Linked DNA regions of Homo sapiens: region 2 is linked to region 1. A link is a contact called in ENCODE Hi-C or POLR2A ChIA-PET data. All regions are on one chromosome and are shown on one strand. Each heading gives the region's core, a stretch centred on a gene start or an enhancer-like site at or near the end of the contact. The rest is flanking DNA. Distances are from core to core; before and after follow the strand shown. Region 1 holds the start of ZFP64 (ZFP64 zinc finger protein). Region 2 holds the start of STX16-NPEPL1 (STX16-NPEPL1 readthrough (NMD candidate)).

Region 1 (7,206 bases), core at 2,071-4,570:
CACCCGCCACTACGCTCGACTAATTTTTTGTATTTTTAGTAGAGATGAGGTCTCACCTGTTAGCCAGGATGGTCTCGATCTCCTGACCTCGTGATCTGCCCGCCTCAGCCTCCCAAATCCCTCCCTGGGATTACAGGAGTGAGCCACCGCACCCGGCCGACATTATTTCTTGATACTAATCATATCAAGAATTAATACTATATTAATACCTGGAAAGCACTTAGTGTAGTATTTGGCACTGTATTAGAAGCTACTATATAAATACTTGTTCAATAAAGACATAGCGGGTAGATCATGAGGTCAGGAGAGCGAGACCATCCTGGCTAACATGGTGAAACCCCATCTCTACTAAAAATAAACAAAAAAAATTAGCCCGGCGTGGTGGCACACACCTGTAATCCCAGCTACTAGAGAGGCTGAGGCAAGAGAATTGCTTGAACCCGGAAGGCGCAGGTTGCAGTGAGCTGAGATTGTGCCACTGCACTCCAGCCTGGGCGACAGAGCGAGACTCCGTCTCACATAAAAAAAAAAAGATAACTCGTGTTTATAAGAAAATTTAGAAGAAACTTATAAAGAAGGGGAAAATCACTCAATATTTCCATCTCTGCCTACCATGAATATTATAAAATATTTTTTTCCATTCATTTTCTTTACACTTAAAAGTTGCGTAAGATGGCTCACGCCTGTAACCCAGCACTTTGGGAAGCCGAGATGGGTGGATCACAACAAGAGATCAAGACTATCCTGGCGAACATGGTGAAACCCCGTCTCTACTAAAAATACAAAAATTAGCTGGGTGTGGTGGCACGTGCCAGTAATCCCAGCTACTCAGAAGGCTGAGGCAGGAGAATTGCTTGAACCTGGGACGTGGAGGTTGCAGTGAGCCAAGATCATGCCACTGAACTTCCAGCCTGGTGACAGCGAGACTTCATCTCAAAAAAAAAAAAAATTGCATAAGATCATAATATTGTAAATATTCAGATCATAGTATTGTAAAACTAATCCTTTTCCTAATTTTTTTCCTTTTTTTTTTTGAGATGGAGTTTTGCTCTTGTTGCCCAGGCTGGAGTGCAAGGGCACGATCTCAGCTCACTGCAACCTCCGCCTCCTAGGTTCAAGCGATTCTCCTGCCTCAGCCTCCGGAGTATCTGGGATTACAAGCGCCACCACCACGCCAGGCTAATTTTGAATTTTTAGTAGAAATGGGGTTTCTTCATGTTGGTCAGGCTGGTCTTGAACTCCCGACCTCATGTGATCCGCCCGCCTCAGCCTCCCAAAGTGCTAGGATTACAGGCGTGAGCCACCGTGCCTGGCCCTTTTTCCTAAACATTGCATAAACATTGTGCTATATCATTAAAATCTCTTCATATATATATGATTATTTAATGGCAATACATTATTCCATGGTGTCCATGCGTCATAATCTTCTCAGCAACAATAAGGTATTTACATAATTTCCAATTTTTCCCAAGTTAAATGATACAAGACTACCTTTGTGCATATATGGTTAGATAAAATTATGCCTCATAATTTTCTGAAAATTTGTAAGATATTTACATTATGTCCAATTTTCCCCAGGTCTAGCTAAGACAAGAAATCTCTGTTCAGAAATACAGTTTGGTTGACTTGCTAAGGAGACTGGGCTGAGCACTGTGATAAGCCATCTTGCAGGGATACACTTAAGCACTTTGCAATCAATGGATGGAAGGAAGGAAACCTTTTCTTCTCTGGCAGATACTGAGATACCCATGGAACTAACAAGGAAACAAGGAAGTGAGACATGAAGTAGCTTGCATTGCTGACGATTCCTTAATGATGGAATAGGACTGACACCCAGAATGAAAGGATTTTCATAACAGATAATGTCACTGGTATGTGGAAAGTGCAAAAGTAACGACATAGACCTTCGTTAGAATCTTGACACTGTCGCTTAACAACAGTGACTTTAAGCGTGGGTTTTCTCATCTGAAAAATGGGAGGAGAGGTTTCTAATCCATGGTTTTTGTTTGTTTTTAATTTCTCCAAGAAAAAACACGGGCTTGTTATGAGAATTAAATGGGATGGTGCTCGTACCAGCACAGTCCCCCCTCCCCGCCAGTCCCCCAGCATGTTACCTGCTGGGTTCTTACTGAGGTACACTATTTAAACATGGACATATCTGAGCCCCACCTAGGAGATACTGAGTCATAACAGGGTGGGGTGGGGAGGATGGTGTTTAGGAAAATCTGTGCTTTTCACAGTAATGCAAGGAATACACCGCCAAGTTTGGGACCCAGTGTCTCCCAAACTGTTAACAGTAGCAGCTAACAAGCTGGGAGCTTACTATGTGCCAGATTTTCTGCAAACCCCTGGTAGATGGGTTCTCAAACTTCATGTGCTTCAGAGTTGCCCAGGCAGCTACGAAGGACAGCGGATCCCCAGCCCCACCCCCGAGATTGAATGGGTGGGGCCCAGAAAGCTGTTTTAAAATACACGCTCTCGCTCCCAGGTGGCTGGTTGCACTCAGTCTCTGGACCACACTTTGGGAAACAATGCACCGGGAGAAACCAGGGACTTGAAAAACGCTGATGTCCTCCTCGGTTAAATAAAAACTGAACCCCAAACCCAAATAAAGCGACCACGGCCCCGTTTTCCATTCAGATCTCCACCCTTAATGAGGAAAAGGCTTTGCAATGAGCCGGCAGGACCTCGTGAGACCTGGTGATTCCCCCAATCTCCAGGCTCTAATTTTGAGCCACTGAGGCAGAAGTTTTCCCATCAGTGTTGCCCCGTTTACCCTAGATTCCTCCCTTTCTCCTGCCCGCCCCAAACTCCGCCTGATGGGGCGGGAATGCCCTTAGGGGGTGGCGATTGTCTGAACGGCGTGCCCTCCCCCACTGTTCCCTTCCAAGGGGTCTCGCAAGGCTGGAGAGCGCCCCCGGTCTTGCGCCAGGTCGGGTGCGCCCCCACCCCAAGCCCACTCCGGCGCCCCCTGCACAGCGCGCCCGCCGCGGTCCCCGAGACGCGGCTCCGAGCCGTCACCCCGATTTCGGGGCCCCGGGCCTGCTGGCTGCGTCGCAGACGTGCTTGGGCCCGGGCCCCGGAGCGCGCACTGGGCCCCGGAGCGCGCACTGCTCCCGGAAAAGCACTTACTTTGCACCGAGCCCGCGAAGCTCTCGCCCTCGCTGCTCGCGTTCATGGCCGCAGACTGGGAGGTCCCCGGCCGGCCGGGATGCCAAAGTGGGGGACGCTGATCTACATGGTGCAAGGACTTTTCCTTTTATTTTTCCACACCCCCCACCCTGCCTTCTCCCAACTCTGCGAGGCGGGGAGGACGGATGTAAAGCAAGCTGCACTTCCGCTGCCTAGAGGGCGCTGGCCGGGCCCGGCGCCCCAACCTGGCTTTGCAGCAGCGGCTCCCCGGGGAAGCGGCGGGCGAATCCCGAGGCCCAGGCCCGCGGAGCCCCCCAACGCCCCCGGGGAGCTGGATGGCCACGCGCGTCCCGGCGTGCTGGGCGACCGCGGGTGGCGAGGGATGCGCCCCTGCCCGCACTCTGCGTTCTCCGCGGACGCGATTGGCCTCCCCGGCTCGGGGCGCCTTTTGCACCTGCAACCCCAGGCGTTGGGCCCCCAGCGCGGCCGTGCAGCAGCGCTGCTCCCGGGACGCCTGGGTGGTTTGCGGGGAGACCCACGTGCGGCTGCCGTTGCGGGGTGGGTGCGCGGGGCGCGGCGAGCTCCGGAGAAACCCAGGTTGGGCGTGAGCGCTGGGCAAATCAGCAAAGCGCTGGGCGGGTCCCTTGCCCCGCTAGGGAGACTGAGAGGACCGCGAAGAGGTGGGGTCGTAGCGCGGAGGGACCCCTGCTCCAGGAGCTGCCAACTTTATCGTGCATCGCAGTCGCCTGAAAGGCTTGTTAGAACACACGCTGTTGGGCCCACCCTAGCGTTTCTGCTTCAGTAGGTCTGGGGCGAGGCGTGAGAACGAGCATTTCTAAGTTCCCAGGTGATGCCCCTAGTGTTGGTCGGCGTCCACACTCTGAGGACAGTGACCTCTCTGCTCTGTCCCTCATGTCTTACTACTACTGTCTCCCCCGGGCTCCTGCGTCAGCCCTATTGTCTCTCTGCCGACCCTCCCAAGCCTCAGACCTCTCCCAGCCTCGAGGGATTTGCCCATAGAGTCTGTCCTGCTTCTGAAGGTCAGCATTCAAATTCACACTCAGGGAGGCCATGCTTGGCCTAATCTAATCATTCTAATATTGCAGCCCCCTCCTCCTCCCCCAACCACTCCCTGTCTCCTTCCTGTTTTTTTCTTTTTCTTTTTCTTTTCTTTTCTTTTCTTTTCTTTTCTTTTCTTTTCTTTTCTTTTCTTTTCTTTTCTTTTCTTTCTTTCTCTCTCTCTGCCTCTCTCTCTTTCTCCCTTTCTTTTTTTAGAGAGGGGGTCTTTCTCTGTCTCTCAGGCTGGAAGAGTGGTCGGATCCTAGCTCATTGCAGCCTCCAACTCCTGGGCTCAAGCAATCCCCCCTACAGGCGTGGGCCACCACCCTGGCTCACTTTTTAATTTTTATTTTTGTAGAGATGTTGCCCAGGCTGGTCTCGAATTCCTGGCCTCAAGCGATCCTCCATCAGCCTCCCAAAGTGCTGGGGTTACAGGTGTAAGCCACCATGCCTGGCCTGCTTTGTCCTTAAAAGGTGTTAGATGGAACATATTATGTATCTCGAGTATATCTGCTTAGATATAATTTAGTTGTATATTATCTGTGTTCTCCTCCCCCTTATTTTCAGTAAGTCCCTGTAAAAATGGGGATTAAAAAAATCTCTTTGCTTCACTGATGTAGTCCAGTGACTTGGCTGGTGCCTGACACATAGTAGGCTTAGTAAATATGGCTTGTATAATGAATGGGATTTTCCCTGCTGCTGCCTCTAAGGCTTGGTTTCTGCCTGCAGCAGCTGTTTATTCTCAAGTGTTTGTGAAGTGCCAGGCACTGGGCTAGCTGCTGGAGGTAGACCAGGGAGGCAGTCAACATGAAATAATCAAATCAGTACTGTAAATATATATATATTTAATATATAATATTTAATATATTTAATATATATTTATATTTATGTATATATATATTATATATAAATATATACAATATATATTATATATAAAATATTATATATTATATATTATATATTTATATATATAAAAAATATATATAAAACTTCCTTTTTTTTTTTTAACCTTAAGTTCTGGGATACATGTGCAGAACGTGCAGGTTTGTTACATAAGTATACATGTGCCATGGTGGTTTGCTGCACCTATCAACCCATCACCTAGGTTTTAAGCCCCACATGCATTAGGCATTTGTCCTAATGCTCTCCCTCCCGTTGCCCCCCACCCCCTGACAGGCCCTGGTGTGTGATGTTCCCCTCCTGTGTCCATGTGTTCTCAACATTTTGCTAGTGATAAGGGCTCCAAAGACCATAAAATGGGGCTGTAATAGTGGCTGTAGAACTGGTCATAGCAGGCCTTTCCGAGCAGGTAATATCTGAACAAGGAGCCGGGGAGGATGCAGCCATGTGAGGATGAGGGGGGAGCAATTCCAGCCTGAGGAACTGGTGGGAGCAAAAACCCTGGGGCAGGAATGAGCTAGATGTAACTGGCTGTGGCCTGCCAGTCCCACTGCAGATCACACCACTCTCACCCTGCATTGCCCAGGCAGCTCCACCAGGCTCCTTGCTGTTGTTGCTCCTCCCTCTGCCTGGATTGCTTTCCTGGTCTTTGCAGGACTGGCTATTTTAGGTCATCCAGCATCAAATGAAATGTCGCCTTCCCAGAGAGACCTTTCCTATGTCTTACCTAAAGTATTCACTCTCCCTGCGACTCTGCGACATCACCTTCATGATACCTGTCTAGCTAACATGACCCAGCAGAGCACCGCAGCTTACGGCAATATTTATTTTTTATTGCTTGATGAATGTTTACATATGTGCACACCTGGGAAGTCCCCTTCCAAGACACACATTTCCAGCCCTGGTCGGCTCCCTCATGCACCTTCCCAGCCAATAATACTATTCTGGCCAGGCAAGGTGGTTCATGTCTGTAATCCCAGCACTTTGGGAGGCCGAGGTGGGCGGATCACCTGAGGTCAGGAGTTCTAGACCAGCCTGGCCAATATAGTGAAACCCCATTTTCTTCAGTACAAAAATTAGCCAGGCTTGGTGGCGCACACCTGTAATCCCAGATACTCCAGAGGCTGAAGCAGGAAAATTGTTTGAACCCAGGAGGCGGAGGTTGCAATGAGCTGAGATGGAGCCACTGCACTCCAGCCTGGGTGATGGAGCGAGACTGTCTCAAAAAACTATAAATAAATAAAATAATACTATTCCTACTATCCAATCTTGCAGAGGTCACCATTCTAACTTTTATTGTCACGATTCCTTTTGTTGAGAGCAATATATCTCACATTTGCCTGAAGAGAAGCATCATCTGGAAGGCTCACTAAAGAATGAGTTCTTGGGTTCCAAGCTATGCTTACTGCATCAGAATTTTCTGGGGTAAGACTTGGTAATCTGCAAATATCTCAAAAGTGCCCCAGGTAATTCTTATCATGATGTAAGTCTGGGCCTTACTGGTTTGGTGGTTAAGTGTGTAGGCCCTGGAGTTAGGCTATGCCACTGCCATGCAAATCCTGGAGTTGCTGAACTAGGATTAGTTGCTTAACCTTGAATAGGAAATTCAACTGCTCTGTGTCCCGGTTTTCTGTAGCTTGGAGATAATAGTAGCACCTAGTTCATTAAGCTGTTTTGTAGGAGGAACCAATCAATATCTGTAAAGTGCTTAGAATAGTGCCTGACTCATATAACTCGGCATAAATCCTAGCTATTATTATCTTTTAATTATTTTTGGTTATTATCTGTCTCCCTACCATGTAAGCTCCAGGAGGGCATAGACCTGGCCTATTTTATTTACCTGTATCCTCTGGGGCCTAGAACAGAGCCTGGCACACAGGCATCCTCAGTTCATTTTTTATTGTGAAATGATTTCATGCATGTTTCCATGAGCTCCATTTTAACCTTTTGCTACTATGTCCAGCCAACCTTCTCTATTACACATCTTGACCACTGCAACAGTCTTTTTCTGGTCTGAAAATGTCCTATTTTCATTTCTTATTTTTCTTTCTATACTTTTAAAAAATGTTATTTTTCAACATAAGCTCCATCAAGATCAACACACTCTTATTTATT
Region 2 (7,206 bases), core at 3,372-5,871, 6.5 Mb after region 1:
AATACAGCCAAGTGGTGGCAGGGACTGAAGGTTTAAGAGAAAGCGAGAAGAGAAACACTTAAGATGGAGACTACTCCATTAATTAGCTTCATTTTTTTTTTTCTGACAACCAAGAAAAGTCCATCATTAGTTAATATTAGTGATGCCCAGCTTGGTTCAACTTAGAGCACCTGTTTTCTGCTGAGCGTCATTTGAGATCGGCTGGCATGGGCCAGAGGGAGCTGTTTCAGGGCCTCAATCAGGCAGTGACATGATCAGATTTATGCTTTGGAAAGGTCACTGTGGCTGCAGGATGAGGAGGGAAGAGACGGGTGGTTGTTAGCAGGCTGCTGGGAAAATGTACACGATGAGAACCAGAATTTGGGTAGAGACAGTGGAGATGCAAATTCCCTGAAGGCAAGAGTTTTGCTGTTTCATTCTTTCAGCAGTGCCTGGCAAGAGATAGGCACAGCCACTGGTAGATTTTTAGAAATGCCTACTGTATTGAATTGTCTGGTATTAAAAGCTACGGGACTCCAGACAAAACAAAAGTGTTGCCTCTCTCCAGAGTCTCCCTTCTTGGGAGAGGCATCATAGCTGAAGACAGACCCAGATAGGGAGTTTTCTGTTGTTGGAAATACTCAAGGTTTTGAGGAACTATTTGGGGACACAGAACACACAACTCCTGTTACCCGAACCTGGCCCGAATCTGTCTGTCAGATCTGTGCAGACGAGACATATGTTAGGCCTGGGGGCTTTTGCTGCTTGATAAGCAAACAACCATCTGTCTTTCTATAGGTGGGAGAAAGACCAATGTTAAAAGGTGTCTTTGAGATGGTTTAGCCCCCTCTTCCACATGAGTGTGCACTGCAGACACATCTGGATTCCCAAGGTCCAGAACAAGAAGCTCGGAAACGTGCTTAGATTTCCAAGTGTTCAGTTCTCAATACCATGCCATTCTCTTTGGAGTTTATGATGCCTTCCAGGGAGAGCAGAGCCCACGTGAGCTTTCCAACAGTAAGACTACTGCTGTAATAAATCATATTGCCCATTTGTGGCGCACTTACTCTATGCTGAGGTTGTATAAGGGCTTACATGAGCCCTATCTCATTTAAATTGTTTTCACCAAAGGGTGTGTGTCCCACTGCTGACCTGTTGAGCTAACCATCCCCTCTCAGTACTTGAAAACCTGCACCTGCCCAAGCCATGGCCTGGCTTCAATGGGGCTTCCTCCTGCACTGAATGAGATGACAAGAAAACAATGAAACACTTGTCCCCAAAAGTGACTTATTGGATTCGTTGGCAGAATGTTAGAAAGTGGGTATGAAGCCCAAGAAACAGGACACGGAGCCTCACCAAGCCCGAGGAGTATTACCGAATCCTAGCCCAGGCCAAGAATGAGTCACAATGAAAGCTTTTAAAATGTAAAACCATCAACCTAGATTTCAATTCCAAGGAAACACATACTTGGCCATGGGGGAATGCTTTAAAAAAAAAAAAAAATCAAGCTTAAGTCACTTGACAGGAAAATAAAACAGCCAAGGAACATTCAAATATAATGATTTACATCCTTCCCCAACTCCCTTCCAGTGTGGGTCAGGGCGAACATGGACCATGGACGTGACTGGAGCCAGGGGTGCATGCCCTCTCTGGGCTCCCTCTTGGTTAACACTATTTCAGGCACACAATCCCATACCTAAACACAGCCTGCTTAGAGCTGCACCGTGCTGCCTTTGGGGCCTGGTCAGAGCTGCACGGTGCTGCCTTTGGGGCCTGGTCAGAGCTGCACGGTGCTGCCTTTGGGGCCTGGTCAGAGCTGCACGGTGCTGCCTTTGGGGCCTGGTCAGAGCTGCACGGTGCTGCCTTTGGGGCCTGGTCAGAGCTGCACGGTGCTGCCTTTGGGGCCTGGTCAGAGCTGCACGGTGCTGCCTTTGGGGCCTGGTCAGAGCTGCACCGTGCTGCCTTTGGGGCCTGGTCAGAGCTGCACGGTGCTGCCTTTGGGGCCTGGTCAGAGCTGCACGGTGCTGCCTTTGGGCTGCTATGCCAACTTCTTGGATTTTCCTGACCTCCCCGCTGTTAGGCTCTTGGGTTGCTTGGGGTGGCTGTTTTGGGAATACCAGGATTTTTCTTCCATTATTTGTGTGCAAGCAGTGTTCATTTCGCTCAAAGAAATGGAAGCTTGATTGATCTCCTAAATGTAAGAATGAGATTGTCCTGTAATAAATATTTAAGACTGACCAGGAAAGGCGACCACCATCTGCTGAAACACAAGACCAGGAATTACTTTGCTAAGCTTCCTGAACGGAGGGAATGAATGAATAACCATCCTATATAATATTTGCTCAGCACCTGGTAGTTTACAAAGAGTTTTCACTTACCTTATTTGATCTTCACAATAACCCCAGAGAAGTAGACAGGGCGCGGATTACGAGGATTACGAAAAACCCACATTTTTTTCTTTTTTTCTTAACAGATAAGGGCTCTAAAGGCTTAAAGTCACTCGAGGGAGGTCAGAGAGTTTGGGGACTAAATCTCGAGTCTCTCATTAATTCATGCACATATTTAAAAAATATTTATCCGGAGCCTGTTCCAAGCCAGATGAGATGGCAGTGGGTACAAAGATGAATAAAACACTGTCCCTGCGTAGGAAGAAGATCACGTTCTAGCCTGGGGGAGAGCGCCAGGAAAAGTAAACAGGTCCCCCCCTGCTTTGTGAGGTGATGAGTGCTGGGGAGATAGGAAGAGAGTGGGGACCATGTTTCTAATCTGATTCTCCTACCGACGACCAGCTCAGTTGTTATTTACAAATACCTGTCCCCTAAAGGGGGGAGCGGGGTTGGGGGGGCTTGGCCGTGCTGCTGGGGTCAGAGCTCGCAGGGGGGTTCTGCCGCAGTGTGGGGACAAACTCTCCCTTATTGGGCAAATATTTCCCGGGGCGCTACGCTAAGCACACGGGCTCCCCGAATTTCCCTCCCCAGGGCCTCTCTGTCTTTGGATGGCCTGTCAGCAAGTCCCTGCAGCCTCCAGCCCGGCCCGCGCGGCGACCCAGTCCCCTGTCGCCCGAATCTTCCACCGCTGCGAAGCGTCCCCGGGCGAGCGCCCTGCTCTCCGCGCTGCGCGGAAGCCAGAGCCGGTCCTCACAGTGAACTCGCCCAGCCCTGCTCGCGGCTCTCTCGATTTTATGTGGGTTTCGTTGGATGCATTTTGTTATTTGCCTCAATGGATGTTTCACATTAATTTTTAGTTGCACAACGAACGCGCGGGAACATTCTCCGTGAGAGAAAAAGCACGGGTGGGGGGCGGTTACCGGTGCTTCCCCCGGTCGCCTGGGGGTCCCGCACGCGCCCCGCGGGTGCCGCTGTCTGGCTGGGGTCCCTGGGTGAGCCGCGGGCACCGGCTTCGCGTCTCCCCGGGCGCGACTCCGCTTTGCAAGCGCTCAGCACACGGGAAACCCTCGGAAAACACACACGTGTGTAAAGTTTGTTCCACGCAGAAACAAAGGACGCGTGGGGGCCGCTTCTGGGGCCTCGGTCCTTTGTTGGAACCCCGCACCGCAGCCCGGCCCGCAGCCTCGCCCCGCAAGGGGAAGCCGGCCCTGCACAGGCCCGGGGCCCGGAAGGCGCCGCCGCACAGCTCTGCGCCCCCGACCCGCTCCGGCCGCGCGCTGGGCCAGGCCCTTGGCCTCAAGCCTCCCGGGCGGCTCCGGGCCGGACCCGGGTCTCCGTCGCGGGACGCCAGCCTGTTTGTGGGTGCCGTGCTCGGGCCCGGGCGGCCCCTGCCCGACGCGGCCCCACGGAGCCCCTGCACGAACCCCGCCGACCTGGCCCGGGGCGGCAAGTCGAGGTGCTTAGGGCGCCCTGGGCCCGGCCAACCGTGGAAAACCCGGCCCGGGGCACGGGGGGGCGCGGGGGTCGCAGGGCCAGGGCCCAGGCAGGGAACAGAGATTTTTTTCGCGGGGAGGGGGGTGGGAGGTGTCAAAGTTTTCGGGGAACTTTTCCACTTGAGATTCCACGACCCTGCAGTGCCCCCTACAGAAAGCGGCAGCTGGGGAGGGCGGGCGCCCCCGACGACCCCCGACTGCCAGCGGCGGCGCGGCCAGGCTGCCTGGAGTTCTTGTTCCTTTTTTTTTTTTTTTTTTCCTTTTATTTCCTCGTGGTTGTTTGTCGGATACATCTTTTTCCAGAGTGGGAAAAAAAAAAAAAAAAGCGAGCGCCGCCGCCTGCAGTAGAGCGTGCTCGGCCTGCAGAGGCAGTCGTCTCCAACTTTTCCTCTCCCGCTCCAACTCCCCGCGCCCAAAACTTCAGTTCTTGGGGAGCCCAAATTTGCCTGCCGCGCAACTTCCACTCTAATTCAGCGACCAAGGGCCCTGGCAGCGGTTTGCAGCCTGGGGGCCACGCTCCCCAGGCTCAGGCCTGCTCGTTGGCCTGCTCCTAGTGCCTGGACCCAGTTGGGGGAGGCGAAACAGGGCGCCCGAGGAGCACCCCGGGAGAGGGCGGAGCACTCCCGTGCCCCGGGGCAGGAGTGCAGGGAGCTCCCGCGCCCGGAACGTTGCGAGCAAGGCTTGCGAGCGTCGCAGGGGGGCACTCGCGAGGGACGGACAGGAAGAGGGCCAGGGGGGAACGCCAGAACCCGGGACCACAGCACGGAAACGGTCCGGGGCTGAGCTGCAGTCAGATCCGGGGATGGAGGGAGCCGGAGAAGAGGAGTGAGAAGGCCGGGGAGGCAGGCCCTGCTGTCTTCCTGCAGGCCGGCAGCCTGCTGGCAGTGGAGGACCAGGCCGTCCAGGAAAGGAAGGGGTCAGGAGGTCGGGCAGGGCCTCAGCAGGTTCAGACAAGTCCCCAGAAGGGAGCTGCAGGCGCCCTCGAGTCCAGGCCCCAAGCCTGGCTCCGGTTGTCCAAAGAGGGCCTAGGCCAGGCCTCTGGTGCGGAAACTGAGTCACAGCCAGACCTCAGGGCACGGCCTAGACGCTTACGAGCCAAAGTTAGGGGTAGAGAGCAGAGACCTCCGGGGGGTCTCAGGGAGTAGGGGGCTTCAGGGCCTCCCAGTCTAGAGCCGGATTGGCGAGTTAGACGCTTGTAGATCCAAGGTTGGATTGGGGTGGGGTCTCTGGGACGTTGGATCGCTACGCAAGGATTGGGGGGATTCAAGTGCTTAGAGATCGAAGTCTGCCCTGGGTAGGGGGAGTCAGACAATTGGAAAGCCTAGGTAGTTATTTGGGGAGGGGTCTCTACGCCTTGGCGAAGCGCACAGCTGCATCTTTTTGGCTTGAGGCCTGAGGCCTTGTCGAGAAGCTTCCGTGAAAGGGTGGGCCAGCCGGGCCACGAGAAAGAAAGTGAATAAATCAGGAATATAAGTGGGCGGGGGGCCCCTGAGAGGGGGGTCGCAAAGGGTGAGACATGGCCACCAGGCGTTTAACCGACGCTTTCTTGTTGTTGCGGAATAATTCCATCCAAAACCGGCAGCTGTTAGCCGAGCAAGTGAGTAGTCACATCACCTCCAGCCCTCTGCATTCACGTAGCATTGCTGCGGTGAGTCTCCTGGCGGCCTCTCCGACACACGGACCGTGTGCACTGCGGCTCTGCCTGTTTGTCTGTCTCTGTCTGTCTCTCTGTTTAAAAAGAGAAGATAAGAATAATAAGACTAAGAATAATAAGATCTCTTGGCTAGAGTCAGGGGGCATCTGTAGCCCTGGATGAGGAAGAAGCGGTGCTGTGAGGCCGCAGCTCCACCTCTGCCCGGTCTTCTCCTCACTTCCGCAGCACCCCCCCCCCCGCACCCCCCGCCTTGGCGTCACTGCGCTACAGGCCGCCTGTAATTTACATATGTTTTAACGCTAACATTGGGAAGCATTGGGCCTTTCTGAAGCCTTTTTGTTTCGTTTTGTTTGAAGCTCCCCTCCCCCCAGTAATGAGCCTCAGTTTGGTCCTAAGGGCTGGGTCGCCGGATCGTAGACCCAAATCCTTGCAAAATGAACGACTCCCTCCCCTCAAAGAGGAGGGAGTTGTGTTGTTGTTTTGTTTTGTTTTGTTTTTCCGCCCGTTTTCTTTTAACGGCCCCGCAGCCCTCTGTGTGGCCTTGTTCCCTGTGAATAATTGCCTCACTGTTCTTCCTGGGGGCTTGCGTTTGTGAGACTCAAGGTGCTAGCCTCTTCACTTTCCATTTCCCAGACAGGAAATTAAGCTTTCCTCTCCATTCGAACTTTTTAAAAAAAGCCTGAGGAGGTATATGTGAAAATTAACCCCGTAAAATAGCACTTTTTTTTTTTAATTAACCACAACCTTTAGTTAGCCTAGCAGTAGCGTTTTTTAAGGGTGGTCCTGGAAAAATTACTGTTTGGGGTTTGTTTTTAATGGGGGCTACTTTTCCCTTTCTGAGCCTCAGTTTACTGCTCTGTTAAATAAGGGGCGAGTCTGGATGATCTATACCAGACAGTGATCGTTAGCTCTGTAATGTCTTCAATTGAAAAGTGAAGTTATGAAACTGGCTGTAGTTCAGGCTACCTGCTGTAGGCAGACTAGGTTGGAATAGAAGCAGCGTTGGAACAGGCGGGAAATAGCCATCCCAGGACCACATTCTTGGGGGTTATACTTGATATTAGGCAATTTTGGAACATTCATTTCACCTCTTAGGGACTGTATTGCCAGTTTATTTTTTTCTTTATGGCTTTATCTAAATGCTTCAGGAAAATTTTGCCATATGTCATGATTATCATGTCTACAAAGACAGTTTCTCCTTTTTGTAAGTCACAGGTGGAGAATGTCTTTGGCCATATAACTGATAGAAAAGTCATTTTAAGCCGTGTGAGCGGTTTCAGGAATAAAAGCATGTAAACTCAGGTCAAACAGCCTAGAACTAGGGACAGAGTGTGTGTGAGATTTCAGTTAATTAAGAAGTTGAAGGGTTTTTTTTACATTTATAAACGGAAAGGAATTACATTATATTGAAATAAATGTAAAGATGTCTGGTAGCATAGAAACAGGCTAATTCTAGCGCTAATTTTGAAGAAGAAATAATCCAAGAAATCGAGTAGAAATTGGATGAATTCAATTCCTTAATGGAACTTCAGTAATGTTAAATAAGAACTGCATGTTCCTTAAATGACTTGATTTTGTGCTGCCTCAAAAACTACTGAAACTCATATTAAGATTTCTAAGGTATCAGTTTTAATTGAAAAACATATTGTTTATTTTTCAATTTTTAATCATTAAGGTTCAAAATACCCTGAAC

Evidence for each region. A loop is a pair of places that touch in the nucleus more often than their neighbours do. ChIA-PET counts read pairs that join two places held with the same protein, here RNA polymerase II (POLR2A). Pooled maps may share reads with other maps.
Region 2: a pooled map shows a loop between it and region 1 (5-fold over the local background). The contact joins the promoter of STX16-NPEPL1 here to the promoter of ZFP64 in region 1. A Hi-C loop is called at or near these places in 2 of 50 pooled maps. POLR2A ChIA-PET finds 5 or more read pairs at or near these places in 2 of 52 experiments (BJ and activated CD4-positive, alpha-beta T cell).

What each region holds. Positions count from the first base shown.
Region 1 is chr20:52,188,459-52,195,664 of GRCh38, forward strand. It overlaps ZFP64 (ZFP64 zinc finger protein), which reads right to left and starts at 3,321. Exons shown (of 6, transcript NM_018197.3): 1 at 3,133-3,321. The coding sequence starts at 3,178. RefSeq lists enhancers at 2,176-3,032, 4,073-4,202 and silencers at 2,793-3,032, 3,393-3,662.
Region 2 is chr20:58,646,632-58,653,837 of GRCh38, forward strand. STX16-NPEPL1 (STX16-NPEPL1 readthrough (NMD candidate)) reads left to right here and starts at 4,622. Exons shown (of 23, transcript NR_037945.1): 1 at 4,622-5,507. It overlaps STX16 (syntaxin 16), which reads left to right and starts at 4,652. Exons shown (of 9, transcript NM_001001433.3): 1 at 4,652-5,507. The coding sequence starts at 5,376. It overlaps LOC107985410 (a long non-coding RNA gene), which reads right to left and starts at 3,004. Exons shown (of 3, transcript XR_005647058.2): 1 at 2,358-3,004. RefSeq lists silencers at 862-1,156, 3,555-3,914 and enhancers at 1,844-2,381, 5,411-5,680, 5,518-6,021.